2 separate regions of the Homo sapiens genome follow, and region 1 is linked to region 2. A link is an interaction called in ENCODE POLR2A ChIA-PET data of the cell type or tissue named here. Cell type or tissue: GM12878. All regions are shown on one strand. Links, peaks and the distances in the headings refer to the core of each region. The heading gives the core; the rest is flanking DNA.

Region 1 (11,815 bases), core at 3,816-11,815, 130 kb after region 2:
ACAGAGCTGCTCAGAGAAGTTTCCACTGGAGAAAAGTTGTTTACTTTCTCTCCCTTCAGCCGTGAATGATCTGGTGAATTGAAGGCCATCTTCTAGGCTCTCCATGGTCTGCATTCCTGTTCTTTGTAACACTGAATTCAACTTGGCATTAGTCCTGACACTCTAAAGCGTTGTTCCATATTTCTCTGTTGAACAAGGGTGTTCTTTCATTATAGCTCTCTGTAAATTTGTTCTTCCCTTCTTCTTATTCTGGATGGTAAACCCAAGACCTGCCAGAAAGATAAAAGTGCTTTCAGCTGGGCACGGTGGCTCACGCCTGTAATCCCAACACTTTGGGAGGCCAAGGAGGGTGGATCATCTGAGGTCAGGAGTTCAAGACCAGCCTGGCTAACATGGAGAAATCTGTCTCTACTAAAAATACAAAAAATTAGCCAGGCGTGGTGGCGTGCACCAGTAATCTCAGCTACTCAGGAGGCTGAGGCAGGAGAATCACTTGAACCCGGGAGGCGGAGGTTGCAGTGAGCTGAGATCATGCCACTGCACCCCAGCCTGGGCGACAGAGGAAGACTCTGTCTCAAAAAAAAAAAAAAAAAAAAAAGCCCGGGCGAGGTGGTTCACCCCTGTAATCCCATCACTTAGGGAGGCTGAGGCGGGCAGATCATGAGGTCAGGAGATTGAGACCATCCTGGCTAACACAGTGAAATCCCAGCTCTACTAAAAAAAAAAAACATTAGCCCGGCCCGGTGGCGTATACCTGTAGTCCCAGCTACCCGGGAGGCTAAGGCAGGAGAATGGCATGAACCCAGGAGGCAGAGCTTGCAGTGAGCCGAGATTGCACCGCTGCACTCCAGCCTGGGCGACAGAGCGAGGTTCCATCTCAAAAAAAAAAAAAAAAAGTAATTCTATAATGGCCGTAAGGAAGTGCCCATCTTTGGAGATTATTGGACTTCTTAGCTAGAAAAGGCCTTGTGGAGAGCGTGTTCAACATATGTTAATTTCAGGAGCTCATAACAAAAGCTGTTACAAAAAAGCTCACTCATAAAACTGTCCAAAGAAACTTAATATTTTTGTCTTTGCTGTGGGCTGTGTTTCTCAACTCCTGTGTATGTGTGCGTGTGTGTGCGGGTACGCGCGTGTGCACACTTTCAAGTTGAGAGTCTGGTTTGACCCTGAACCTATGTGAATGTCAAGCGTTTGCTTTTCGTATTTGATTTGGTTATATATAACCTTGCTCCTGTGGAATCAAGTAGCAGCCTTCTTTTTGACAAGTCCTGAGATCTGACTCAAGTCTCAGTGTTTACAGTGTAAAGATATGACATTTATTGATTTTCCACTCTGTGTGCCAGTCCTTGTGAAGAATGAAGCCTGGCATCCAATATAGGAGGAGGGGCACGAAACCCCCAGGAAACTGTTTGTGATGAGCCCTGGCACAGGTGTGGGACGATCATCAAACTGACATGTTTAGAGACCAAGGGTTCTGGTGATAGCAGTGCTACTGCCCCTGGCTTGTAAAACAGCAGTAGGCCAGTGAAGAGGGGGCACAGATCCTGCGGTGTCCAGAGCTGATTGGAATCACCGGACTCATCTGCTTTTGAAACTGTCAGTTCAGGCCGGGTGTGGTGGCTCATGCCTATAATCCCAGCACTTTGGGAGGCCAAGGTAGGAGGATCACCTGAGGTCAGGAGTTCAAGACCAGCCTGGCCAACATGGCGAAACCCCATCTCTACTAGAAATACAAAAATCAGGCCAGTTGCGGTGGCTCATGCCCTGTAATCCCAGCCCTTTGGGAAGCCAAGGTGGGCAATCACCTGAGATCAGAAGTTCGAGACCAGCCTGACTAACATGGAGAAACTCTGTCTCTACTAAAAGTACAAAATTAGCTGGGCATGGTGGTACATACCTGTAATTCCAGCTACTCAGGAGGCTGAGGCAGGAGAATCACTTGAACATGAGAGGCAGAGGTTGCGGTGAGCCGAGATCGTGCCATTGTACTTCAGCCTGGGCAACAAGAGCAAGACTCTGTCTAAAAAAAAAAAAAAAAATCAGCCAGGCATGGTAGCACGCGCCTGTAGTCCCAGCTACTCAAGAGGCTGAGGCAGGAGAATCACTTGAACCTAGGAGGCAGAGGTTGCAGTGAGCCGAGATCGCACCACTGCACTGCAGCCTGGGTGACAGAGCTTGGCTCTGTTTCAAAAAATAAAAAAAAAAAAGAAGAAACTGTCAGTTCATTTCTGTGCTCAGTGGGGTAGCTTTGTTTTTTGTGTCTCCTGAACAGATCTCCAGTCTATGTGCTGAAGAAGCAGCAGCCCAAGAGCAGACAGGTCAGGTGGAGGAGTGCCTCAAGGTCAACCTGCTCAAGATCAAAACAGAATTGTGTAAAAAGGTAACCACCGTCACCTTCTTTTCCTCACTTCATTTCTTTTTTTTTTTTTCTCTTCTTCCTTTTAATGCTGTAGTCTGCCTACCTTGGTAATAAAACCAAAAATCTCAACCTTCTGCCCAGCACTCTTTTCTTGCTGTTCCTTCTTACCAAACTTTCATTTGATTTTGACTGCTCATCTCCTATAATGTGAATATTCTTTTCTTTTCTTTGAGACGGAGTCTCGCTCTGTTGCCCAGGCTGGAGCGCAGTGGCGTGATCTCACTGCAACCTCTGCCTCCCGGGTTCACGCCATTCTCCTGCCTCAGCCTCCCAAGTAGCTGGGACTATAGGCGCCCGCCACCACGCCTGACTAATTTTCTGTATTTTTAGTAGAGACGGGGGTTCACTGTGTTAGCCAGAATGGTCTTGATCTCCTGACCTCGTGATCCACCCGCCTCGGCCTTCCAAAGTGCTGGGATTACAGGTGTGAGCCACCGCGCCCAGCCAAAATTAACCTTTTAAAAAAGAATTTCACTGATGTCATTATTGAATAATTGAGAACATTGTGTGCACATTTTTTCGTCTGTTAAAAATGTGGAAAGCTAGATCCGTATATTTTCCTTTGCCTCTTTTATCATCACATGATCCCATATAACTTTGGGGAGGATTTTAGAATATTATTTGGCCTTTGGTTTTTGGTTTTTATTTCTCTTACTGTTGTTTTATAGGGACTAGAGTCTTGTCTGGAGCATACTAACTTTTATTTATGGAAACATTTCTGGCCTATCTTTACCTCCCATAGTTCCCTTATGTATAAATGGAGAATCTGCAGAGTTGATTTCAGTTCCATCATGTTGATATTCCTCTCATTCAGGACATCTGTAAACACAAATAAGAATTGCTCTTGTAGTAGATGTTATGCCCTGTCCTTTCTGTTTTTCTTTCTGAGGACAACAGAGGTAAAGTAGAACATTTTGTAAACAAATGTGCCTTTATCTAATTGGTATTTTTTTGTTTTTGTTTTTCTTTGAGATAGGGTCACACTTTGTCTCCCAGGATGGAGTGCAGTGGTGCAGTCATAGCTCACTGGACCTCAAACTGGGCTCAAGCAGTCCTCCCACCTCAACCTCCCAGGTGGCTAGGACCACAGGGCACACGATTATGCCCAGCTAATTTTTTTTTAAATAATTTTCTATAGAGATGGGGGTCTTGCTGTGTTACCCACACGGGTCTCAGACTCCTACCTCGGCCTCCCAAAGTGCTGGGATTACAGGCATAAGCCACCACCCCCAGTCCCGATTGAGAATTTTAATATAGCATATTACTCTGATTTTAAGATTTCACGTTTTCATATTTCTTAAAGTAACACAGTAATTGTATCACACCAATAAAAATATTAACGTTTAGGTATTTTAAAATGATACGACATGACATACGGGAATGCCAAAAACACAAATCTGATCTTACAGTCACTTACAGTCCCCTGCTTTTTTCCAACACACAGTTTTGTATCCCTAAAAGTAGTTAGTTACTCAATTAAATTCTGCATTCTGTACATCATCACCACCTTGCAACCTGTCCCAAAGTGGTCTCTGTTGTTAGCCCTCAACTTCCCCCCTTTTTTATTAGTATATGAAGTATTTACAGACAACAGATCTGATGCATTTCCCCTTCAAAAGCTCTGTCTGCAATGACCCTCCCTTTCCAGGAAGTGCTAAACATGCTGAAGGAAAGCAAAGCAGACATCTTTGTTGACCCGGTACTTCATACTGCTTGTGCCCTGGACATTAAACACCACTGCGCAGCCATCACCCCTGGCCGCGGGCGTCGTAAGTCTCTGTGTTCACTCTTGATCCTGTCTGAACTCTCTTGGGAAGAGCAAAGACTCCCTCTTAGACATCAGTTGCAGCTACTGTGGTCTGTATGGTCTGTAGTTGTAGCCCAGTCATAGACAACATTCCCTGGGGACCTGGGTGATGCCAAAACTAGACCTTTATGGCATCATGAATTTAGGAATAAGCCTGCGAGTTTGAACTGGCCTTGTCATGACTGGAGCTAAAGATTTGATGAACAGGGAGAATTGAGGTATTTATTAGGGAAGCAGAAGTTAAAGTCATCATCATGGTCCTTTTCCTGGTGCCGAAACTAGAAGCCAGCTTCACACACTTCCCCGGTGACGACAGTGGACTCAGTAGACAGGTTCTGTGTGAGGAGGGAGCCAAGGCAAGTGTGAGAGTTCTTTTTGAGCCACGTATACCCAATAAAACTAATAGAAGTTGTTTGTTTGTATTTTTATTTATTTTTTTGAGACAGAGTCTCACTCTGTCACCCAGGCTGGAGTGTGGTGGCATGATCTCAGCTCACTGCAACCTCCGCCTCCTGGGTTCAAGTGATTTTCCCACCTTAACCTCCTGAGTAACTGAGACTACAGGCACCCACCACCATGCCTGGCTCATTTTTGTATTTTTTAAGTACAGACAGGGTTTTGCCATGTTGGCCAGGCTAGTCTCAAACTCCTGACTTCAAGTGATCCACCCACCTCGGCCTCCCAAAGTGCTGGGATTACAGGCATAAGCCACTATGCCCAGCCTGTTTTCGTTTTAATTTTTTGAAACAAGGTCTTACTATAATGTAGTCTCAAAGTCGTGGGCTCAAGGGATCCTCCTGCCTCAGCTTCCCAAGTATCTGGGATTACAGGTGTTTGCCACCACACCTGGCTCTAAAAATAAGGAGGTTTTAAGAGAGGCTTCGGACGCCAACCCTGGAGGTTACATATCATTTCTCTCCATTGTTGGATCCTGGATCAAGTTTCCTAGTATGTATTTAACTTTGTTGAGCCTGCAGATCTGAATTCTCTGGTGGTTGTGCACCCTCTTCCTCATCTTTACAGAAATTTCTCTATTCTGTACAGTTTCAGGTTCTTCTTATTATTCATTTCCTCCCACAGAAATGTCCTGTCTCATGGAAGCACTGGAGGATAAGCGGGTGAGGTTACAGCCCGAGTGCAAAAAGCGCCTCAATGACCGGATTGAGATGTGGAGTTACGCAGCAAAGGTAATGACCAAGAGAATCTCCTTTTTTAAAAAAACAAAAAAATATGGAACACTTCACCAATTTGCATGTCATCCTTGAGCAAAGGCCATGCCACTCTCCTCGCTGTGGCTGTCCAGCCTCTTTTAGATATCGCACTGGTCTTGTCCTTATTGTGAGACTAGCAATAAGTGCGTTTGAAAACGTGGTCAGGGCCGGGCGCGGTGGCTCGCGCCTGTAATCTCAGCGTTTTGGGAGGCCGAGGCAGGCAGATCACGAGGTCAGGAGATCGAGACCAACCTGGCCAACACGGTGAAACCCCGTCTCTACTAAAAAACAGTAAACATGGTCAGTGTGCTTTTAGAATTCCTTGGCTGCCCGTGAGCCTGGAGCCGTCTCCCTGTGCATCGGGCTGTCTGCAAGGCTTTGCCAGGGCCCTCCTTTCTCATTTCGCCCACTGTTCACCGCTGAAAAGTGAGTCACCCAAAGACAAAAGAGATGTCACACCCATGGCAAAAGAAAGAAATCCAGCCTCGCCTATGATGAAGCTTGCTTTTATCATTTTACAGTCTTTAGGAGAAAAATACATATTTGAGGCCAGTACTCATCTGGTCTGGAACATGGAGAAGAAGGGGATGAAGAAAGACTGTAGGACACTCATGAATGTGTATGATACCCAGGTAGACTTGGGCTAGGGGTAATTTTTCCTACAGAGGTTCAGCCTCAGTGAGAAGAATAACAGTTCTTCTCGTGCATACATTGCTTTGTAGTTTACATAACGCTTTGGTGGACGTATTGCCTGATTTGAACTTTGAAACCCTGTGAGGTAAGTATAATGACTGTTTCGTCACTTTACAGTGAAGGAAACTGACTTCAGAGGTCACGACTTGCCCAGAGTCCCTCTGGTTTTTAGAGCCATGCTTTTGTATTGACTCATATTGGGATAGACATCTGCAGTGGCCTAAGATCAAGAGAGTAATCCCAGGACCACCCCTCCTTCCTGGCCAATTTTATCACCCTTTTACTTCCAAGTCAAGGGTAACAAGTCAAGAGGAACAATCAGAGAAAGTCTTCATAGGTCGACAGCAGGAAGGTACAAGGGAGGGCTCCTGTCTGTCACAGTAGTCAACACTCTCCTCACCCTTCTGCCAAGGGAAGAAAGTTGCCTTTAAAGCCGGTGGCTCAGGGAAGCGGCAGCAGGAGATGCTGCGTTACTTCATTCTGCCTCATTGTGTCCAGTCCTTTGAGCTGTGTATTATTGCTTCAGAGTGACTCAGAGTAATTCACGGCTTGTTTTGTGTTGGCAACTATTGGAGCTCAAATCTCATTCATCTCACGCCTCCCTACTCTGTTCTGTGTACGTGATATGAGCATAGAAACAGCCCAGATGCCTCTGGGCCACACCATCTCAGCAGCCAGGCTGGGATGCAAAAGAATGGGGACATGTGCACCTGGGGACCCTTTTGGTCCTGATTCTGCCATAGCAGGCTACCATCAAGGTCCGTTAGGGAAAGCAGTGGAAAACTGAGGATGAAAGATAGCTGAGGTTAAATTATAAATGTCCACAAGTGGAGGGCGGTTAAATATATTCTGTCAATATAAGTCTTGTTTGCGGTGCAGTGGTGTGAACATGGCTCACTGCAGCCTCGAACTCCTGGGCTCAAGTGATCCTCCTTGAGTAGCTGGGACCACAGGTGCACGCCACCACACCCAGCTAATTTTATAATTTTTTGTGGAGACAAGGTCTTGGCTATGTTGTCCAGGCTGGTCTCGGCCTGCACATTGTTTTTGATGTGGGAAATGCTTATGATATAATGGTGAATGAAAAAAGTCAAAATACAGGCTGGGTGCAGTGGCTCACACCTATAATCCCAGCACCTTGGGAGACCGAGGCAGGAGGATCACTTGAGCCCAGGAGTTCGAGACCAGCTTGGGCAACATAGGGAGACCCCATCTCTAACAAAAAAAAAAATTTTTTTTTTTTTTTTTTTTTTTTTTTTTTTTTTGGGGACGGATTCTCGTCCTGTTGCCCAGGCTGGAGTCCAGTAGTGCAGTCTTGGCACACTGCAACCTCCGCCTCCCGGGTTCAAGCAATTATCCTGCCTCAGCCTCCCCAGTAGCTGGGATTGCAGGCGAGCGCCACCACGCCCAGCTAACTTTTGTATTTTTAGTAGAGACAGGGTTTCACCATGTTGGCCAGGCTGGTCTTGAACTCCTGACTTCATGGTCCACCATCTCAGCCTCCCAAAGTGCTGGGATTACAGGCGTGAGCCACCATGCCTGGCCAAAAAAAATTTTTTAATTAGCCAGGCATGGTGGTGCACTTGTAGTCTCAGCTACTCAGGAGGCTGAGGTAGGAGGATCCCTTGAGCTCAGGAGTTTGAGGTTGTAGTGAGCTGTGATCGCACCACTGTACACCAACCTGGGCAACAGCGCGAGACCCCAACTCAATGAAAAAAAAGCCAAAATATAAAATTTAGAAATAATATAGAATTTACAAGGCCGGGCGCAGTGGCTCATGCCTGTAATCCCAGCACTTTGGGAGGCCGAGGTGGGCGGATCACGAGGTCAGGAGTTCAAGACCAGCCTGCCCAACACAGTGAAACCCCGTCTCTACTAAAAATACCAAAAAAATTAGCTGTGCATGGTGGCGTGCACCTGTAGTCCCAGCTACTCATGTGGGTGAGGGAGGAGAATCGCTTAAACCTGAGAGGTAGAGGTTGTGGTGAGCTGACATCATGCCACTGCACAATGCCTGGGTAACAGTAAGACTTTGTCTCAAAAAAAAAAAAAAATAGAATTTACAAAATATAGAATATGTAAAACGATGTCAACTTTTATCTTTGTTTTTTAAAGAAAGGCAGCAAACGCATTTAAAGAGCATAAACCAAAAGATAGAAGAACCCATGGCCTTATAGAAGTCATTTAACCACACTCACCCCTGGGCACTGATTCTCCATCCAGAGTATGGGAGTGGTGAAATCTGCTTGCTAGGCTTGGTGTGAGTGCTAAATGAGTGAGGGCAGGGGGAGCCCTTCGTCCAGGGCCCGACACATCTTCAGTGTCCTGGTGTTAGTGGTGATCACTGTGATGGAATTGTGGGTGACTGCACCACTTTGTCTCTTTCTGTATTTCTAATTTTGTGCAGTAGACGTGTGTATAGTTTTATGATCAGGAAAAAGAGTTGTAGCTCTGTGTTGATTTTTCTTATCTCCTGCCCTCCCTCTCCAAAAGAAAAGACATAAATTAAACTAGGAACTGAGAGGGATAAGTTAGACCTAGCACTGCCACCAGCCCAGTGCTCTCTCAGAGAATCACATTGCCTTGTGTCATTCTAGGTGGCCCCAGCAGATGGCTTCTCTGATCTTGCCATGCAAGTAATGACGTCTCCATCTAAGAACTACATTCTCTCTGTGATCAGTGGGAGCATCTGTATATTGTTCCTGATTGGCCTGATGTGTGGACGGATCACCAAGCGAGTGACACGAGAGCTCAAGGACAGGTAGAGCCACCTTGACCACCAAAGGAACTACCTATCCAGTGCCCAGTTTGTACAGCCCTCTTGTATAGCATCCCCACTCACCTCGCTCTTCTCAGAAGTGACACCAACCCCGTGTTAGAGCATTAGCAGATGTCCACTGCGTTGTCCCATCCAGCCTCCACTCGTGTCCATGGTGTCCTCCTCCTCCTCACCGTGCAGCAGCAGCAGCTGGTCGCTGGGGTTACTGCCTTTGTTTGGCAAACTTGGGTTTACCTGCCTGTAGACAAGTCTCTCTCATACCAACAGAACTTCCGGTACTTCCAGAACCAACTCACCTGACCTGCAACTCAAAGGCTTTTTTAAGAAAACCACCAAAAAAAAAAATTTTTTTAAAGAAAAAAATGTATATAGTAACGCATCTCCTCCAGGCTTGATTTGGGCAATGGGGTTATGTCTTTCATATGACTGTGTAAAACAAAGACAGGACTTGGAGGGGAAGCACACCACCCAGTGTGCCATGACTGAGGTGTCTCGTTCATCTCTCAGAAGCACCTTGGGGCCTCGCCAGGGCCGTGGTCTTCACCGAGGCGTGGGTGGGCAGCCGTTCCCCAGGCTGTGTGGGGTCCTGCTTTCTTCTGCTGAGACAGTGACGCTTTCCAGTTTCCACCCTAATCAGCCACTGCTGGTCACAGCCCCACAGCCATGGGTATTTCTGTGGTCTCCTCGCTTCATTGAAGCAAAGCATGAGCCTTCCTAGACAAGGGCAGCTGGGGAGGGGAAGGGACCGGAAGTTTGTGAAGTTGAACAGTCCATCCATCTGCACTGAGAGGCTGGATCCTGAGTCCCGGGGCAGCAGGATCCCAGGAACCTTCCTCCTCCAGGGCAGCACAGGACTCAGCCATGTCTGGACCGGCCCTGCTGAGGCTACAGTCACTCTGGAAGCTCTGCGCTTCATCAGGAGGCAGGACTGTGGCGGGAGGGGTCCTTGAAGATGGGTGTGGGGAGCAGTGGGTCAGGAAGTGGGAGCCAGAGGTTTGACTCACTTTGCTTTATTTTTCAGGCTACAATACAGGTCAGAGACAATGGCTTATAAAGGTTTAGTGTGGTCTCAGGATGTGACAGGCAGTCCAGCCTGACCTTTCTGCACACTCCAGACAAACTTCCCAGACAAGCTCCTTTGTGCCTCTACGTGGAGAGGGTGTGGAAAGTTATCACATTAAAAGATGGAGGATTTGCTCTGTTTTTTTTCTTTCTGTCCATTTGCTGCGTGTACCCACTCTAGTAGGCATTGGCTAAATGTTGTATTTTGGCGATTCATCAACCTTTGCAGAATATGGGCTTTATAGAAGCAATATTCTTGGCCATCCCGCCTCATTCCTCCAGTGTGGAGATGACAAGTCTGGGTGTGAGAGGGAGGGGTCCGGGCATCATGGTTCAGCGTGGCACTCCTTTGGTTGAGTTTGGGGCATGAGATCACAGTGGCTGCACAAGAGAGCAGTGTGTACAGTAGGAGAGACATTTATGTAATATATATTTTATTAACCTGTTAGATGTCCACAAAGTATTATAAATCACGTGCCTAAAACTGTCCATGTAGACCAAGGCCTGCCCTCGGCGCCCCCCACTCTTGCCTCTGCTCTGCACAGTCCACGTGCACTGCAGGACCGGAGCGACACATGTCTTCCCTGAAGGGTGTTCAGTACAAGGCGTGTCAGTTTGTGGATCAGTTGATCCAAGTTACTCCTTGTCTAACCTGACTGACATATATTTGAATACTGTGGTTTTCTTTCTTTTTTTTCTATTTGCTGCCCTTCCTGGAGGCAGTGGGTTCCAGAAGCCAACTGATTGTCCCCCTGCCAAGTCACCAAGGGAAGCTGCTAAGCTGCTTAGTCCCCTCGGTCCTGCTTGTAGGGTCTTCCTGATTGTCAACAGCTGTCTGGGATGCTTCAGTCTCCTAAAACTGGAAACGCAGGGTGCGAGCAGCACACACTGCCTCCCGCCACTGCCAGCCGGAGTGAGCGGCCCGAGAGTCTCTGCAGGTTCCCCTGGGGGCTGGGGGCCGCTGAGGCCTAATATCAAGAGCCAGGAATGTCATGTACATGGAGGTGCCTACGGACGTGCCTGGTGTGGTTTGCAGGTAGGATGGATGTTCACTGTTTGACCGGGTGGGGTATCCTTCCTCTCTGCAGTCTCCTTCCCAGTATGCGTAAACACCCTTATAGTTCTAATTGTGTTGATATTTCTGTTCTTTCTGAATTGAGAGAAAATCCCATTCGTTGTCTGCAGATTTGGAAGTTTGATGAGGAATTTGGTTCTTGAAACATCTGTCTTTTTTTTTTTTTTTGAGACAGAGTATCTCTCTGTTGCCCAGGCTGCAGTGCAGTGGCGCGATCTCAGCTCCCTGCAACCTCCACCTCCTGGGTTCAAGCAATTCTCTGCCTCAGCCTCCTGAGTAGCTGGGATTCCAGGCACCCGCCACCACGCCTGGCTTATTTTTGTATTTTTAGTAGAGATGGGGTTTCACCATCTTGGCCAGGCTGGTCTTGAACTCCTGATCTCATGATCCACCCGCCTCAGCTTCCCAAAGTGCTGGGATTACAGGTGTGAGCCACCCTGCCTGGCCAAAACATTTGTCATCTTTATAAATGGTCAGAATAGAAAAGTTAGCTCTGCCAGTATCTTCAATTACTTATTACAAGAATGTCTTTCATCATCTTACTTGGAGCATTTTCCAATGACTGGCTCTTGAGAGCCCCAGGCAGGGCCCCGAGCAAGTTTTTCTAAGTGCCAAGGCCAGCAAAGTCTGAACTGGCCGCACTCATTAAGTCCCTCATTTGGCAAAACAAAACAGGGCCTGGGGCACCCCTGGTTCCTGGCCTTATAGGTCAGTCAACTGGCTGAGAAATGGTCAAGAAAAGAAACAATGACCCTTCTGTGGATGT
Region 2 (17,180 bases), core at 4,347-12,346:
CCTGACTTGAAGTTATCCACCCCCCTCAGCCTCCCAAAGTGCTGGCATTACAAGCATGAGCCACCATGCCCGGCCACTCACCAAATACATTTGATTTAAAAAAAAAAAAGGATATTGGTCTAACAACCTTTTCCCTATTTGATTATTCTTAGTCAAGTTGCTATTTAGCTTTCAGTTTATGGAACCCTTTTAATCTTATTTGTAGCTCTTGATAACCATGTGTGGTAGATATGACAGATATGAGACTTATTTTACAGGTGAAAAACCACGAATCAGATAGATTTTTATTTGCCCAAGTCACATAATGTTAAGAACAGGCCAAGTGTGGTGGCTCATGTCTGTAATCCGAGCACTTTGGGAGGCTAAGGCGGGTGGATTTCCTGAGCCTAGGAGTTTGAGATCAGCCTGGGCAACATGGCGAAACCTCATCTCTACAAAACATACAAAAATTAGTCAGTGTGGTGGTGAGAGCCTGTAGTCCTGGCTACTTGTGAGGCTGAGGTGGGAGCATCACCTGAGCCTGGGAAGTCGAGGCTGCAGTGGCAACAGAATGGGTAACCTGGACATCAGAGTGAGACCCTGTCTCAAAAAAAAAGAAAGAAAGAAACAGAGCTTAAATTCAAATCCAAAAAGCTTAAATTCAAATCTTTTAAAATTCAAAGCCTCTGTCTTTCCATGTTACCACATTGCTTCTCTGTTATTTTTCACATTTACATAGATAACATATTTTCATGCTATTTTTTTTATATTTTTATGCCCCTACCATTTTTATTTAAATCCATCAACAAATATTTGATCACATACTATTTGCCCACTATTTCTTCAGACAGTTTTTTTGTCCCTCTTTCTCTCCTGGGCTCTAATCTTATGTAGGTTAAATTGATTGCTATTGTCCCACAAGTGGGCTCTGTTTTTAATCCCCCCACCAACGCTCCCCCTGTTTTTTTTCTCTCTGTGTTTCATTTTGGATAATTGCTATTGCTGATCTTCAGGTTCACTGATGTTTTCTTTTGTAGTTTTCAGTCAGCTATTAATACCATCCAGTGAATTTGTATTTTAAGTATATTTCACCTATAGACGTTTGATTTGGGTGTTTTATTTATATATTCGATTATCCATTATGTTCATGTTTTTCTTTACACCCTTTAGTGTACTTGCAATAGCTGTTTTTTTCTTTTTTGAAGCGGAGTCTCACTGTGTCGCCAGGCTGGAGTGCAGTGGTGTAGTCTCAGCTCACTGCAACCTCCGCCTCCCAGGTTCAAGTGATTCTCCTGCCTCAGCCTCCGGACTACAGGCACGTGCCACAATGCCCAGCTAATTTTTGTATTTTTAGTGGAGACGGGGTTTCACTGTGTTGGCCAGGATGGTCTTGATCTCTTGACCTCGTGATCGCCCACTTCGGCCTCCCGAAATGCTGGGATTACAGGCGTGAGCCACCGTGCCCAGCCGTAATAGCTGTTTGAGGTCCTCATGTGCTAATTCCATCATGTCTGTCATTTCTTGATCTTTTTCTATTGATTAAGTTTTGTTATTAGTCATATTCCTGCTTTACAAGTGTGGTAATTGTTTATTAGATTCAAGGGGATCCCTCCACAAATCTCCTGTGACCATTCTCAGTACAGAACTCTTTATTCTCACTCTTTCTTGGTTCCACTATTCAAATCTTTCAAATTCTAGCTGCTTTAGATACCCTAAAGTTTAATTTCTCTCCTCTTTTCAGCAAGACTATCCAATTCTGTTTGGGTTCCCTCTCCCTGTGTTGCAGCCGGGAAGCCACTTCCATACAGTAAGCTAGGTAATCATCGGCTCACCTGGTTTGTTGCCTTCTCTCAGGGATCATAGTTAATGCTGCCTGTTGTCCAGTGACTGAAGGTTACGTCATATATTGTGTCTCGTTCACAATGGGAGTAAGGGAGATAGTTTCCATAGTAGTTAATCCTCATGAGTGGAAGTAGAAATCATTACTTCTTGGATTTTAACTTCTGACATATTAAATGTGGGAAGGAATGGGGAGAATTTGTTAGAAAGAGAGATTAATGAGGCCAGGTGCGGTGGCTCACGCCTATAATCTCAGCACTTTGGTAGGCTGAGGCAGGCAGATCACCTGAGGTCAGGAGTTGAGACCAGACTGACGAACATGGTGAAACCCCATCTCTACTGATAATACAAAAATTAGCAGGGTGTGGTGGTGGGAGGCTGTAATCCCAGCTACTTGGTAGGCTGAGGCAGAATTGCTTGAACCCAGGAAGTGGAGGTTGCAGTTAGCTGAGATCACGCCACTGCACTCTAGCCTGGGCAACAATAGCGAGACTACATTTCAAAAAAAAAAAAATTAGAATTACAAATGTGTGTGTATTTTGATCCAAAGTTCTGACTTTATTAAAACAAAAAAATTAGCCAGGCGTGGTGGCAGGCTCCTGTAGTCCCAGCTGCTCTGGAGGCTGAGGTGAGAGGATTGTTTGAGCTGAGGAGATTGAGGCTGCAGTGAGTTATGATTGTGCCACTGCACTCCAGCTTGGGTGACAGAGCGAGACCCTGTCTCAAAAAAAAAATTATCTTTCCATTGCCCAATGGAAAAATATTTAAGCATGATATAATTTCATTGTGTGTCAAGGTGGTCAACTTGTCTTGTAATTGAGTTGAGCTAATAATAAGCCCTTTACCAGTGTACAAGATAAAAGATTTCCTTTCAGTTCATGTGCTAATTAGGACAAAACTAACTTCCATAAAAAACCCAAAAATATCAGTGGTTGAACACAAGAGAAGTTGTGGGGGACTGTGATGCAGTCATCTGGTGATCCAGAGACCCAGGTTCCTTTTATCTTGTGGTTCCATTCGTTTCCTAGGGCCTTGCCTTTGTTTTTGTTTTTGTTTTTTTCCTTATCAGCTCTTTCTAACTCATTGAGATGAAATTCACTTACCATAGGATTCACCCTGTTTACCACCTGTTCTTGTTTTTTTTTTTTTTTTCCGATACAGAGTCTTGCTCTGTTGTCCAGGCTAGAGTGCAGTGGTGTGATCTCGGCTCACTACAGCCTTTGCCTCCCGAGTTCAAGCAGTTCTCCTGCTTCGGCCCCCCAAGTAGCTGGGATTACAGGCACCCGCCACTACACCTGGCTAATTTTTGTATTTTCAGTAGGAACAGGGTTTTATCATAATGGCCAGGCTGGTCTTGAACTCCTGACCTCAAGTGGTCTACCCACCTTGGCCTCCCAAAGTGTTGAGATTACAGGCATGAGCCACCTCATCCGGCCAAATCTTACTTTAGATAACTAAACTTTATTTGTCATAATTTTACTTAGAGGCCTTTTTTTTTTTTTTTTTTGAGACGGAGTCTCAGGCTCTGTCACCCAGGCTGGAGTACAGTAGCGTGATCTTGGCTCACTGCAAGCTCTGCCTCCTGAGTTCACGCCATTCTCCTGCCTCAGCCTCCTGAGTAGCTGGGACTACAGGCGCACACTACCATGCCCGGCTAATTTTTTTTGTAGTTTTAGTACAGACGAGGTTTCACCCTGTTAGCCAGGATGGTCTCAATCTCATGACCTCATGATCCGCCCATCTCAGCTTCCCAAAGTGCTGGGATTATAGGCGTGAGCCACCAGGCCCGGCCTCTTTTTTGTTTTTTTGAGACAGAGTCTCGCTCTGTTGCCCAGGCTGCAGTGCACTGCTGTAATCTCAGATCACTGCAGCCTCCACCTCCTGGGTTCAAGTGATTCTCGTGCCTCAGTCTCCCGAGTAGCTGGGACTACAGGTGTGTGCCACCACGCCCAGGTAATTTTTTGTATTTTTAGTAGAGATGGGGTTTCACCATGTTGGCCAGACCAGTCTTGAACTCCTGAGCTCAGGTGATCTGCCTGCCTTGGCCTTCCACAGTGCTGGGATTACAGACATGAGTCACTCACTGTGCCTGGTCAATTTTACTTAGAGTTTTTGAATCTGCGATTTAAAGATAGGGTTTTAAAAATTTTTTTTATTTCAATAGATTTTTGGGGAACATGTGGTGTTTGGTTACATGAATAAGTTCTTTCTTTAGTGGTGATTTCTGAGATTTTGGTCCACCCATTACTCGAGCATTGTACACTGTACCCAGTGTGTAGGGGTTTTTTTGTTGTTTGTTTGTTTTTACAAGTCTCGCTCTGTCGCCAGGCTGGAGTGCAGTGGCACAATCTCAGCTCACTGCAACCTCTGCCTCCCAGATTCAATAGATTCTCCTGCCTCAGCCTCCCAAGTAGCTGGGACTACAGGCGCGCACCACCACACCCAGCTAATTTTTGTATTTTTAGTAGAGATGGGGTTTCATCATGTTGGCCAGGGTAGTCTCGATCTCTTGACCTTGTGACCACCCGCCTCAGCCTCCCGAAGTGCTGGGATTACAGGTGTGAGCCACCGTGCCCAGCCCCCAGTGTGTGGTTTTTTTATTCCTCAACCGCTTCCCACCCTCTACCCCAAGTCCCCAGAGTTCATTATATCATTCTTATGCCTTTGCCTCTTCATAGCTTACTTAGCTCCCTAGGATTTAAGGATAGGTTTCTAAAGTGAAACTGAAACTAATTGGTAAGAGTGTTATAAATAATATTAATCATGCTTTGTAAGAAAGATACCCTAAGAGATGGTTTATAAATGTATTGCTAACAAAACTTCGTTAATTAATGTTAGGCATTTATGATGCAATTAATAGTAACATTTCCAAGTTCATATTATTGTCTGCAAGGAGAATAAAGGAGAGTCAAAGAAAACAGTCAATGTTTTTCGAAGCCGTGCATGGCTAGTGGGAAGGGTCCTGAGCAGCTGGCATTACTGTTCTTGTCAAAGCTGGCTGTCTATTGAAATGTCTATATTAACTTAGTTTTGTTTTCGGGGGAACTAGGAGGTCTATAAACATTCTTGGGTAGGAGAATGTCATGATGAAATAGTTAAGGAAATTACTCGGGGCACTATGAATTGAAGTGAGGAAAATTGAAGGCGCTGAGAAAGCTGCTGTTACAATGAGACCTCAAAACAGACTTGGGCCAAAGGAGACTAGTAGCAAAGGAGATAGAAGTGGGATTGATGGGGACTTCTTACCTAGGAAAAATTTACAGTGCTTTTGTTCATTCGTTTGACAAATTTTGGGTAAATATTATTTACTGTGTGCCAGCACCTTAATTGTAGGTGCTGGGAATGTGGTGATGATGATACCCTCAGCTCCCCCTTCTAAAAGACATGGTCGAGTGGAGGACGTAGCCATGGTGAGAGCTTTGAAAGAGAGATGCTTGGACATTGGCTAATTGGAGTCTGGATATGTCTCCCTGAGAAGATGATGATTGAGCTGAAGGAATGATAGAATTTAACCAAGTGAAGAGAAGTCAAAGTTTAGGCTGGGTGCCGTGGCTTACTCCTGTAATCCCAGCACTTTGGGAGGCTGAGGCCGGTGGATCACTTGAGGTCAGGAGTTCAAGACCAGCCTGGCCAACATGGTGAAACCCTGCCTCTGCTAAAAATGTCATAATTAGCCAGGTGTGGTGGCGTGCGCCTGTAATCCCAGCTACTAGGGAGTTGAGGCATGAGAATTGCTTGAACCCGGGAGATGGAGGTTGCAGTGAGCCAAGATCACGCTATTGCACTCCAGCTTGGGGGACAAGAGCGAAACTCTGCGCCCAACCCCCCAAAAAAGTCAAAGTTTAACTGTTACACTACCTCCAAAAATATGTAATTTGTGCTGAATTTGAAATGACAGCTAGGCATTTCAGGCAGTTTCCAGTAAGAGGATATAAACTTGGAACTAACTCTTGAACTGAGTCTAAATTTTAGAGTCATCCTGCTTATAAGGCTATAGTTGGGGCTATGAAAATGGCCAAGCCCTCTTAAAGAATGTGTAAATAGAAGACTATGATTCCAAGGACTGAGCCCTGGGGACAGCTTGCGATGAAGGGTTGGAAAGAGGCTTGTGGAGGGAATTATAGGTAACAGGAGGAGTGGTTGGGAGTTACAAGAAGATTTACAGGAGTTTAGTTGTGGAAGCCAAGGAAAGGGAAATTTTAGTTGTGAGAGTCAAGAAAAGAGAAATTTAAAAGGTAGTAAACCCTTGGGTAACTAGAGTAGCACAGCTAAAGTTAATGACTGAGAAAAGAGCATGGTTTCTGGTAAAAGAGATAGAATACCTTCTATAGAACCCAGATTTTTATTTTATTTTATTTTATTTTATTTTATTTTATTTTATTTTATTTATTTTTTTGAGAAGGAGTCTCACTCTTGTCACCCAGGCTGGAGTGCAGTGGCGCGATCTCGGCTCACTGTCAAGCTCCACCTCCCGGGTTCACACCATTCTCCTGCCTCAGCCTCCCAAGTAGCTGGGACTATAGGCGCCCGCCACCACGCCCGGCTAATTTTTGTATTTTTAGTAGAGACAGGGTTTCACTGTGTTAGCCAGGATGGTCTTGATCTCCTGACCTCGTGATCCGCCTGCCTTGGCCTCCCAAAGTGCTGGGATTACAGGCGTGAGCCCCCACGCCCGGCAGAACCCAGATTTTGACCGAAAAGTTTGATAGTGAAGAGAAGGTGAGACTATCTAAAAGGGAGGACATTCCTGTTAACAAAGATCTTTCAGGATTAAGGAAATCCCAGCACCTTGGGATGTTGAGGCAGGCAGATCACCTGAGGTCAGGAGTTCAAGACCAGCCTGACCAACGTGATGAAACCCCATCTCTACTAAAAATACAAAATTAGCTGGGCATGGTGGCGCATGCCTAAAATCCCAGCTACTTGGGAGGCTGAGGCAGGAGAATCACTTGAACCTGGGAGGCAGAGGTTGCAGTGAGCTGAGATTGCCCCATTGCACTCCACCCTGGGCAATAAGAGCGGAAGTCTGTCTCAAAAAACAAACAAAAAAACAGATTATGGAGATCTATTTTTTTATTTATTAAAATATTTTTCACCCCAATCTTACTATCTAGGAAAATCTGTTTTAAAGGCAAAGAAACAGGGAACCAGTAGAGAGGGTGAGAGATTGGAAATGCTGGAGAGGAAGAGGGTGCATGTAAAATGCTACGCAAGAGAGGAAGGAGGAGAGGGTTCAAGCCAATGTGGTGTCACAGAACATGATTTGTACTTTGAATTTGTTTTTGTTTTGTTTTGTTTTGTTTTTTTGAGACGGAGTCTCACCGTCGCCTGGGCTGGAGTGCAGTAACGCTATCTCGACTCACTGTGACCTCTGCCTCCCAGGTTCAAGCGATTGTCCTGCCTCAGCCTCCCGAGTAGCTGGGATTACAGGCGCCCGCCACCAAGCCCAGCTAATTTTTTGTATTTTTAGTACAGACGGGGTTTCACCATGTTGGCCAGGCTGGTCTCGAACTCCTGACCTCAGGTGATCTGCCTGCCTCAACATCCCGAGGTGCTGGGGTTTCCTTAATCTTGAAAGATCTTTGTTAACAGGAGTGTCCTCCCTTTTAGATAGTCTCAGCCTCCCAAAGTGCTGGTATTACAGGCATGAAGCACCTCCTGGCCTTTTTTTTTTTTTTTTTTAAATCTTACATTGAATCTCCATAATCATTAAATAACAACTTCCCATTCCAGAGTCCCTGGCAACCACCATTCTATTTTTTATCTCTGTGAATTTGACTACTCTAGGTATTCCATGTAAGTGGAATCGTGATATTTGTCCTTTTATGTCTGGCTTATTTCACTTTTAATGTCTTGAAGGTTCATCCATGTTGCGGCATGTGTATCAGAATTTCCTTCCTTTTTAAAGGTGAATAACATTCCATTATACGTATACACTGCATTTTGTTTATCTGTTCATCTGTTAATGGACACTTGAATTGCTTCTACCTTTTGGCTTTTGTGAATAATGCTGCTGTGAATGTGGGTATACAAATATCTCTTTGAGACCCTGTGTTCACTTTTTTTTGGTATATACCCAGTAGTGGAATTACTAGGTCATATGGCAATTCTATTTTTAAGTTTTTGAGGTTAGGGCATACTGTTTTTCACAGCAGCTGCATCATATTATATTCCCACCAACAGTTCAGAGAGTTCTAATTTCTTCACATCCTCACCAACACTTATTTTCTGTTTGTTTGTTTTTGAGACGTAGTCTCGCTCTGTTGCCCAGGCTGGAGTGCAACGGTGCACTAATTTTTTGTATTTTTAGTAGAGATGGAGTTTCACCATGTTGGTCAGGCTGGTCTCAAATTCCTGACCTCAGGTGATCCTTGCCCACTTATTAATCAGGCTGTTTGTATTTTGTTGTTGAGTTGTAAGAGTTTATTATATATTCTGAATATTAACCTCTCATCAGATAGATGACCTGCAAATATTTTCTTCCTTTTCATAGGTTGCCTTTTCACTCTATTGATTTGGTCGTCTTCAACTTTGATGTAGTTTACTTTATCATTTTCTTTTGTTGTCTGTGCTTTTAGTGTCATAGCCAATAAATTATTGCAAATTCAATGTCATGAAGCTTTTCTCCTATGCTTGCTTCACAGTATATTGTAGTTTTAGATCTTACATTTAGGCCTTTGATCCATTTTGAGTTAATTTAAAAAAAATTTTTCTTTTTGAAATAGGGTCTCTCTCTGTTTCCTATGCTGGAGTGTAATGGCGTGAATATGGCTTACTGCAGCCTTGACCTCCTGGGCCCAAGCACTCTTCCCATCTTGGTCTCCTGAGTAGCAGGGACGACAGGCAGATGCTACCAGGCTTGGTTTTTTTGTTTGGTTTTTTTTTAGTTTTTTTTGTAGAGATGGGGGTTGTGCCATGTTGCTCAGGCTGGTCTCAAACTCCTGGGCTCAAGCAATCCTCCCACCTCAGCCTCCCAAAGTGCTGGGATTACAGGTATAAACCACTGCACAGGCGTAAAATTTGGTTTTTTGATTTAGCATCTTTTATACCTGATAAATAGCCTTTAGGATTTAGGCCTGTGTTTTAAAAAATGGTGCAACATGAGATTCAGCTCTTCTGGAAAAGTTATCCTAAGGTTTTTTGTTTGTTTTTTTGAGACGGAGTCTCACTCTGTCACCCAGCCTGGAGTGCAGTGGCAGGATCTTGGCTCACTGCAACCTCTGCCTCCCAGGTTCAAGCGATTCTCCTGCCTCAGCCTCCAGAGTAGCTGGGACTACAGGCACGTGCCACCACGCCCAGCTAATTTTTGTATTTTTAGTAGAGACGGGGTTTCACCATGTTGGCCAGGATGGTCTCTATCTCTTGACCTTGTGATCCACCTGCCTTCGCCTCCCAAAGTGCTGGGATTACAGGCGTGAGCCACTGTGCGTGGCCATGCTAAGGTCTTCATATGAAGATCTCTTGAGGGTTTTTTGTTTTGTTTTGTTTTTTGTTTTTGAGACTGAGTCTTGCTGTCACCCATGCTGGAGTGCAGTGGCCCAATCTCAGCTCATTGCAACCTCCGCCTCCCTGGTTCAAGCCATTCTCCTGCCTCAGCCTCCCTAGTAGCTGGGACTACAGGTGTGTGCCACTACACCTGGCTAACTTTTGTATTTTTAGTAGTGATGGGGTTTTGCCATGTTGGCCAGGCTGGTCTCGAACTCCTGACCTCAGGTGATCCACCCACTTCGGCCTCCCAAAGTGCTGGGATTACAGACGTGAGCCACTGCGCCTGGCCAAGGGTTTTTTGTTTGTTTGTTTTGAGACAAGTTCTCATTTTGTCACCCAGCCTGGAGTGCACTGGCACAATCACGGCTCACTGCAGCCTTTACCTCCCAAGGCTCAGGTGATCCTCCTGTCTCAGCCTCCACCACCCCAGGAGCTGGGACTACAGGCGCATGCCACCACACCTGGCTAATTTTTGTGTTTTTAGTAGAGATGGGGTCTCACCATGTTGCCCAGGCTGTTTTTTTTGTTGTTGTTGTTTGTATTTTTAAGAGACAGGGTCTTGCTGTGTCTCCCAGGCTGGAGTGCAGTGGCGCGATCATAGCTCACTACAGCCTGGAACTCCTGGGTTGAGTTTTAAAAACAACTTATGAATTTAACTTCTCAGCTTGTGTACGTTATTGCAACTCAGCATTCCTAGGGCAAACCTGAACCTTGTTGTTCAGGATTCCAACCCATTCATATGGATCAATAAGAGCTGGCTCTTAATAAATGCAGACATAAATGCAGAATTCTCAGGACACATTTACCTATTTTCATCTTGTTAAAGATTACTTAAATGCCTTGTGAGACCATGTCATTTTGGAGAAAAAGTTATTTCAAAAACCTTATCCTAAATCTTGTTTTCACAGAATGACTTATGATACTGCATGTTAATTGTATTGGGGAAGATTTTAAAAAACCACAGAATCAATATATCTACATCAGATAGCTTTTTTTGTGTGTGCATTCAGCCTTCAGAACATACTCCTATACTCTAAGGAGGCCTGTGTTCTGGCAGGCACATGGATTTAATCTCTTCGTCTCCCTTTAAACCAAGTAATGCATCTTCATAGTTTTAAGTCAGAGCGCTATCAGGTTGATAATGAAGGACTACAGTCAGTCTTAGTTCTCTGCAATTTCAACTGTTTTAGCTCTTTACTCTTATTTACCTAATTTTTAAATAGAATGTGTAAGCTGTTCTCTTGATTTTTTTAAAAAAATTAGACATTATCCGTTGACTTATTACAAGCAACATTTAGTCTTCATAAAACACACTTGACAGAGTTTACTCTGAAATTGAACTTCATAAAGTAAGACATCCTACAAAGCTAGAGGATAAAATGGACTGTGCGGTGCCACAAAGAGTATTTGGACAAGGCAGTAGCTGCAGGAGATGGCATTAGTTGGCTGAGTTCTACAAAAAGCTTTTATCTACTTTAATGAGATCAATTTTCGTCCATTTCCTTCTTGTTTCAGTCTTATTCATCAGTCATGAGTCATCACATACTCATAATAAACAGTTTTTCAAAAAGAGATCAAATGTATTGCAACTTAGGTCTAATTAAACAAAAACAAACAAAATACCTCAGACAACCAAAATTGTGTCTTACTCATTCTTTTAGTTTTAACAGAGAACAAGGAGCAAATCCAAATGATTGCTGTTAGAATGGGTTTTGTTTTTGAGAGACAAGGTCTTTCTCTACTGTCCAGGCTGGTCTTGAACTCCTGGCCTCAAGTAATCCTCCTACCTTGGCCTCCCAGAGTGCTGGGATTACAGGCATGAGCCACTGCACACTTTTAATCCCAGCACTTTGGGAGGCCAAGGTGGAAGAATCACTTGAGCTCAGGAATTTGAGATCAGCCCAAGTAACATACTGAAACCTCATCTCTACAAAAAATAAAAATAAAATTAACCGGTCATGGTGGCTGGTAGTGCCTGTGGTCCCAGTTACTCAGGAGGCTGAAGCAGGATTGCTTGAGCTCAAGAGATCAAGCTTGCAGTGAACCATGATGATGCCACTACCCTCCATCCTGGGTGACAGAATGAGACAATGTCTCCAAAAAAATAAAAATAAAAAGAATGTTTTCGTGTGAAGTCAGAATACTTACCCCTTCCTGTTTTATAGTTTTTCATTATTGTATTTGGGATTCTTTTTTTTTTTTTTTTGAGATGGAGTTTCACTCTTGTTTCTCAGGGTGGAGTGCAATGGTGCCATTGCTGTTCACTGCACTTTCTGCCTCCTGAGTTCAAGCGATTCTCCTGTCTCAGCCTCCCGAGTAGCTGGGATTACAGGTGCCTGCCACCACACCTGGCTTATTATTGTATTTTTAGTAGAGATGGGGTTTCACCATGTTGACCAGCCTGATCTCGAACTCCTGACCTTGGGTGATCCACCCGCCGTGGCCTCCCAAAGTGCTGGGATTACAGGCAGGAGCCACCACACCCAGTCCTCAATGTCTATTTTTTAAAATAAGTGGGCTTACACCTGTATTTGCAGCACTTTGGGAGGCCAAGGTGGGAGGATCTCTTGAGCCCAGGAGTTTGAGACCAGCCTAGGCAACATGGAGAGACTCCTGTTTCTACCAGAAAATTAAAAACAATTAGCCAGGCATGGTGGCATGCACCTATGGTGCTAGTTGCCTGGAAGGCTGAGGCAAGAGGATTGTTTGAGCCCAAGAAGTTGAGGCTGCAGTGAGCTATGTTCATGCCACTGGGAGACTGACAGAGTGACATTCACCCTGCCTCTAAAAAAAAAAAAAAAAAATTAGGAGTGGTTAGAATTTATATGCAGGGTACATGGTTTCTTCCAAGAGGTAAAAATAAAAATATTTCTTCAGCTACTCAATTCAGTATCTCATTCATGAGTAAAGAAAGTATACTCAAAGATTATATTTAAAATGAAAACAATAAAAATTTTTTCTTCAGCAGGCTTCATTATTTTTTTGTTTAGCAATTTTTGTACCTTAAAAAAGAATAGATTTGTTCTCTAATTTCTCCAGCAACCTTATTTTATGAAGCACTCATTTATGCCCCATTTATATCTCAGACCAGAGGTGGGCAAACTGTAGTCCAAGGGACAGATCCAGCCCCACAACCTGTTTTAGTATGGCTCTGGAGTTAAGAATGGTTTTTATAATTTTAAAAGGTTATTAAGGGGATGCCATAGAGACCACAAGAGATTGTATGTGTTCTGCAAAGCCTAAAATAAGTATGGTATGCCTCTTTACTGAAAAAATTTGCTGACACGTGTCTTAGACTATAATATATAATGTACATGCAACTCATTTAAAATGGTCTATGATCCATCCAAATCATGGTGTCATTTTAAGTTAGAAAAATGTTTGGCTGTATTCTCTTTATATGTCTTGCATTTTTATAGAAATTCACGGAATTTGTCAGTCTTTAATAGTTGGTGTGGAGTTTTATTAACCAGGGCCAAATGTGTATGTATGACACCACAGACTTAAAATAGTTTGAACTTTTTTTTTTTTTGAGAAGGAGTCTCGCTCTGTCGCGCAGACTGGAGTGCAGTGGTGCTATCTCAGCTCACCGCCGCCTTCACCTCCCGGGTTCAAGCAGTTCTGCCTCAGCCTCCTGAGTAGCTGGGATTACAGGCAACCTCTACCATGCCTGGCTAATTTTTGTATGTTTAGTAGAGACAGGGTTTCACCACATTGGCCAGACTGGTGTCAAACTCTTGACCTCAGGTGATCTGCCACCTTGGCCTCCCAAAGTGCTGGGATTACTGGCGTGAACCACCGCGCCTGGCTAGTTTGGAATTTTGAGAGAGAGAGAGAGAGCATGAGAGCACACTGTGCTTGTATGCTTACTGTTGGTTGTATATGGTTTCGTGATACTGCTTTTTTGTTGGTGATGAATTTGAATATATTGCCACTTCTCTATGAAATCAATATTTTCTCATTGATATCTATATTTACAGCATAAAAATAAAGAGCGAGCTACTGCGGAAGCTGAGGCAGGAGAATTGCTTGAATCCGGGAGGCAGAGGTTGCAGTGAGCTGAGATTGTGCCACTGCACTCCAGCCTGGGCGACAGAGGGAGACTCTGTCTCAAAAAAACAAACAAACAAAAACAGAGCGAGAGATCTTTGAGGCTGTATTTTGGTGTTACAGTTGGTTGTATGTTTGGTTTGGTTGAGTTCTAATATTGGTAGTTAGCTTCCAGCAAAAGTCCTCTGGTTACCTGGTCATAATATTTTGTTATTTGTGATGTCTTATTGATTCTAAAACATGCTGTTAATTTTTCATCTTAACATCTTTGAAATCAGAATGCATCTTAAATTTTATGACATCATATGATTGGTAGAATATTTCTCCCCTAGTGGTACGTAAAGTAATGGTGCATCTCAAAATCAGTGTGTGATTCAGACAGTTTACTCATTTGTATTAACTGTTAGGTGCAGTGTTTTTTTGTTCTTTTTTTCAGATGGAGTCTCGCTCTGTGGCCTAGGCTGGAGTGCAGTGGTGTGATCTCAGCTCACTACAGCCTCTGCCTCCCAGGTTCAAGTAATTCCCTGCCTCAGCCTCCTGAGTAGCTGGGATTACAGGCACCCACCATCATGCCCAGCTAATTTTTGTATTTTTAATAGAGGTGAGATTTCACCATCTTGAGCAGGCTGGTCTTGAACTCTTGACCTCGTGATCCGCCCCCCCCCCCCCCCCGGCCTCCCAAAGTGCTAGGATTACAGGCGTGATCCACTGCACCCGGCTTCTTGTTCTTTATATGGATTCCTCCTGTCTCTCTCTCTCTCTGTCTTTTTTTTTTTTTTTTTTTTTTTTTTTTTTGAGACAGAGTCTTGCTCTCTTACCCAGGCTGGAGTGCAGTGGTGCAATCTAGGCTCACTGCAACCTCCACCTCCCGAGTTCAAGAGATTCTTGTGTCTCAGCCTTTCAAGCAACTGGGACTACAGGTGTGCACCACCATGCTCAGCTAATTTTTTGTGTTTTTAGTAGAAATGGCATTTTACCGTGTTGGCCAGGTTGGTCTCAAACTCCTGGCCTCAAATGATCCTCCCTCCTCAGCCTCCCGAAGTGCTGGGGTTACAGGCGTGAGCCACTGCACTGACCTAGATTCTACCTCTTTTTTATTTTGATTTTGTTGCCAAAATTTATTATTTTGGAAATCTTTCATCATTCAAAGGCTTGCTTTGGGGGTTAATTCTGATATTTGCATTTTGAGTTAGATGATAAGCACCATCCTTCATAGCTAGTCAACAGAGCAGTTTAGGAAAATGAACAGTTAACATAGTCAGTTTTGAGTAATGCAGTATCCCTATCTGTTACTGTTAACAGATGGCCTGCAGTCTGGTCTTTTATATTAGATAATATTTTGCTGAATATACCGTAGAAGAACATTAACCAGAAAACCTGTTTAGCGTTAGCTTTAGCTGAGATTTTCTTGGATGCTTGCAACTGTGAACACCCTCTGAATTTAAATAGTCATATCCTGTTGATGGGAAATAATTAGAAATTACATAGTAATTGTTTTTTCCACTTCATCTTCACCAAAGGCTGAGAAGCTTAGTGTTCTTTAGACCTTTAGTATCTTTAGGCTGAGCTACTTTGTATTACAGAGATAATAAGTGTATGTGTGTATGTGTGCGCGTGCACACGCATGTTGCTTACTTCCGTGGAGAATCATGAGTCAGTAGCTTAAAAAGAGGCAAGACAGCCTGGGCAACATGGAGAAGTCATGCCTCTACAAAAAATTAGTGGGGTGTAGTGGTGTGCGCCTGTAATCCCAGCTACTTGGGAGGCTGAGCTGGGAGAATCACTTTCGCCTGGGAGGCAGAGGTTGCAGTGAGCCGAGATTGCGTCACTGCACTCCAGTCTGGGTGACAGAGTGAGACCCCGTTTAAAAAAAAAAAAAAGACGCTAGATAGGCTGGGCCAGGTGGCTCACACATGTAATCCCAGCTCTTTGGGAGGCCAGGGTGGGAAAATCACTTGAACCCAGGAGGGCTAATTAGCCAGGCTCAGTAGTGTGCGACTGTAGTCCCAGCTACTGGGGAAGCTGAGCCCAGGAGGTCGAGCCTGGGCAACAGGGTGAGACCCTGTCTCTATTTAAAAAAAAAAAAAAAAAAAAAAAGGCAAGATAAATAAAAGGGGAAGGAAGATGAGGATTCATGCCAGCTTTAGATATATAAGTATAAGTTTTAAAATTTAAGTCAGTGGTTCCTAACCCTAGTTATATCTAGGGTGATTTTTAATATAGTAATACCCAGATGTTTCAGGCAAATTAAATCAGAATGTCTGAGAGTGGATACTGGCATCAAATTTTCAGAATCCTTTAAGATACGATTATTATTGTACTTAAAAAGCAATTTTTAAAAAAAATATATTTACCCAGATATTTAGCACTTTCTTTTCTCCCTGTATCTTCTTGCATCTCTCATCTGCCTACAATACATTCTTCAGAACTTCTTGTAGTAAAGATCTTCTGAGGGCCAACTGTCAGGGTTTTTTTGTCTAGAAATATCTTCATTCTACCCTATTCTTAAAAGATATTTTTGCTGGGCTTATGTGTCAATTATCTATTTCTGGGTCTGAGGATATGTGAAAAACCAAAGAGTTTTTCCTACTATCTACTCTCAATATAGTCACTCAACACTTCTGGCACCAGATGTATGGATTTTTTTACCCCCACCAACAACCAATTCTGCAGATAATTCTGCAGTGTATACCCACTGAGTGTCCTCTAATTCAGCTCAATCCTTGACACTATATACCTGGAAATAGCATCAGATCCCACAGGTTGAGAGCTCATTCCCATAAGACAGCCCGTCACTTCAGATGCCAGTTTCAAACACAGGTTTGACCTGTGCTTCTGACCAACCTGCTATAAATTGGGCTTCCCACAGGCACCACCCCCTCCCACCCCTCACTATCCTTGGGTTCAGTGAATTTGCTAGAGCAGGTCACAGAACTCAAGGGAACACTTCTATTTACAAGTATTTTAAGGAATATTATGAAGGACACAGATGAACAGCCAGTTGGAAGAGGTGCATAGGGCGAGGTATGGGAGAAGGGGCAAGGAGCTTCTATGCCCTCTCCAGGCAGGCCACTCTCCAGGAACCTGTGTCCAGTTATCTGGAAGACCTCAGAACCCAGTCCTTTGGGGTGTTTTGTGTTTTTTTTTTTTTGTTTGTTTTTTTTTTGAGACAGAGTCTCACTCTGTTTCCCAGGCTGGAGGGCAGTGGTGCGATCTCGGCTCACACTGCAACCTCCGCCTCCCAAGTTCAAGTGACTCTCCTGCCTCAGCCTTGCGAGTAGCTGGGATTACAGGTGGGTGTCACCATGCCCAGCTAAATTTTATATCTTTGGTAGAGACGGGGTTTCACTGTGTTGGCCAGGCTTGTCTTGAACTCCTGACCTCAGGTGATCCACCCATTTCGGCCTCCCCAAGTGCTGGGATTACAGGTGCGAGCCACCGTGCCCAGCCCCTTTGGGGTTTTTATGGAGTCTTCATTACTTAGGCATCATTGCCCTTTGGTGATCAACTTAACCTTCAGCCCCTTTCCCCTCCCTGGAGATTGGGGGTGGGCCTGAAAGTCCCAACCCTCCAATCATGCCTTGGTTTTTCCAGTGACTAGCCCCATCCTAAATTAGCTTTTTAAGCGCCACCACCACCCCCAACACCACCATTCAATTCATTCAGTAGCATGCAAAAGACAGTTATCTCTTCTGAGACTCCAAGGCTTTTAGTTAGATCTGTGCGTCAGGAAACAGGCACAGAGACCAAGTATCTATTCCACAGTATCACATGCTGGGAACACACCACCCCAAACTTCTTTTGCATTTTATTGTTAGTTACTT

Evidence for each region. ChIA-PET counts read pairs that join two places held together with the same protein. Peaks named below come from ENCODE experiments on the same cell type or tissue, not always from the same donor. Only the 100,000 strongest peaks of a DNase experiment are listed, where the experiment ranks them.
Region 1: POLR2A ChIA-PET joins it to region 2 with 10 read pairs; 5 of 35 experiments call an interaction of 5 or more read pairs at or near these places.

What each region holds. Positions count from the first base shown.
Region 1 is chr16:74,450,250-74,462,064 of GRCh38, reverse strand. It overlaps GLG1 (golgi glycoprotein 1), which reads left to right. Exons shown (of 26, transcript NM_001145667.2): 23 at 2,276-2,383; 24 at 4,071-4,191; 25 at 5,310-5,416; 26 at 8,731-11,815. The coding sequence ends at 8,898. It also overlaps the pseudogene RNU6-237P. Among named protein-coding and RNA genes, the nearest start is that of CLEC18B, 35 kb to the right of the region's middle. In GM12878, for the core only: no CTCF peak of the experiment used is centred there; a DNase peak (open chromatin) is centred at 9,564.
Region 2 is chr16:74,571,855-74,589,034 of GRCh38, reverse strand. The region is part of intron 1 of GLG1 (golgi glycoprotein 1); the gene reads left to right. Among named protein-coding and RNA genes, the nearest start is that of GLG1, 27 kb to the left of the region's middle. In GM12878, for the core only: no CTCF peak of the experiment used is centred there; DNase peaks (open chromatin) are centred at 7,964 and 10,824; H3K27ac peaks cover 3,416 bases.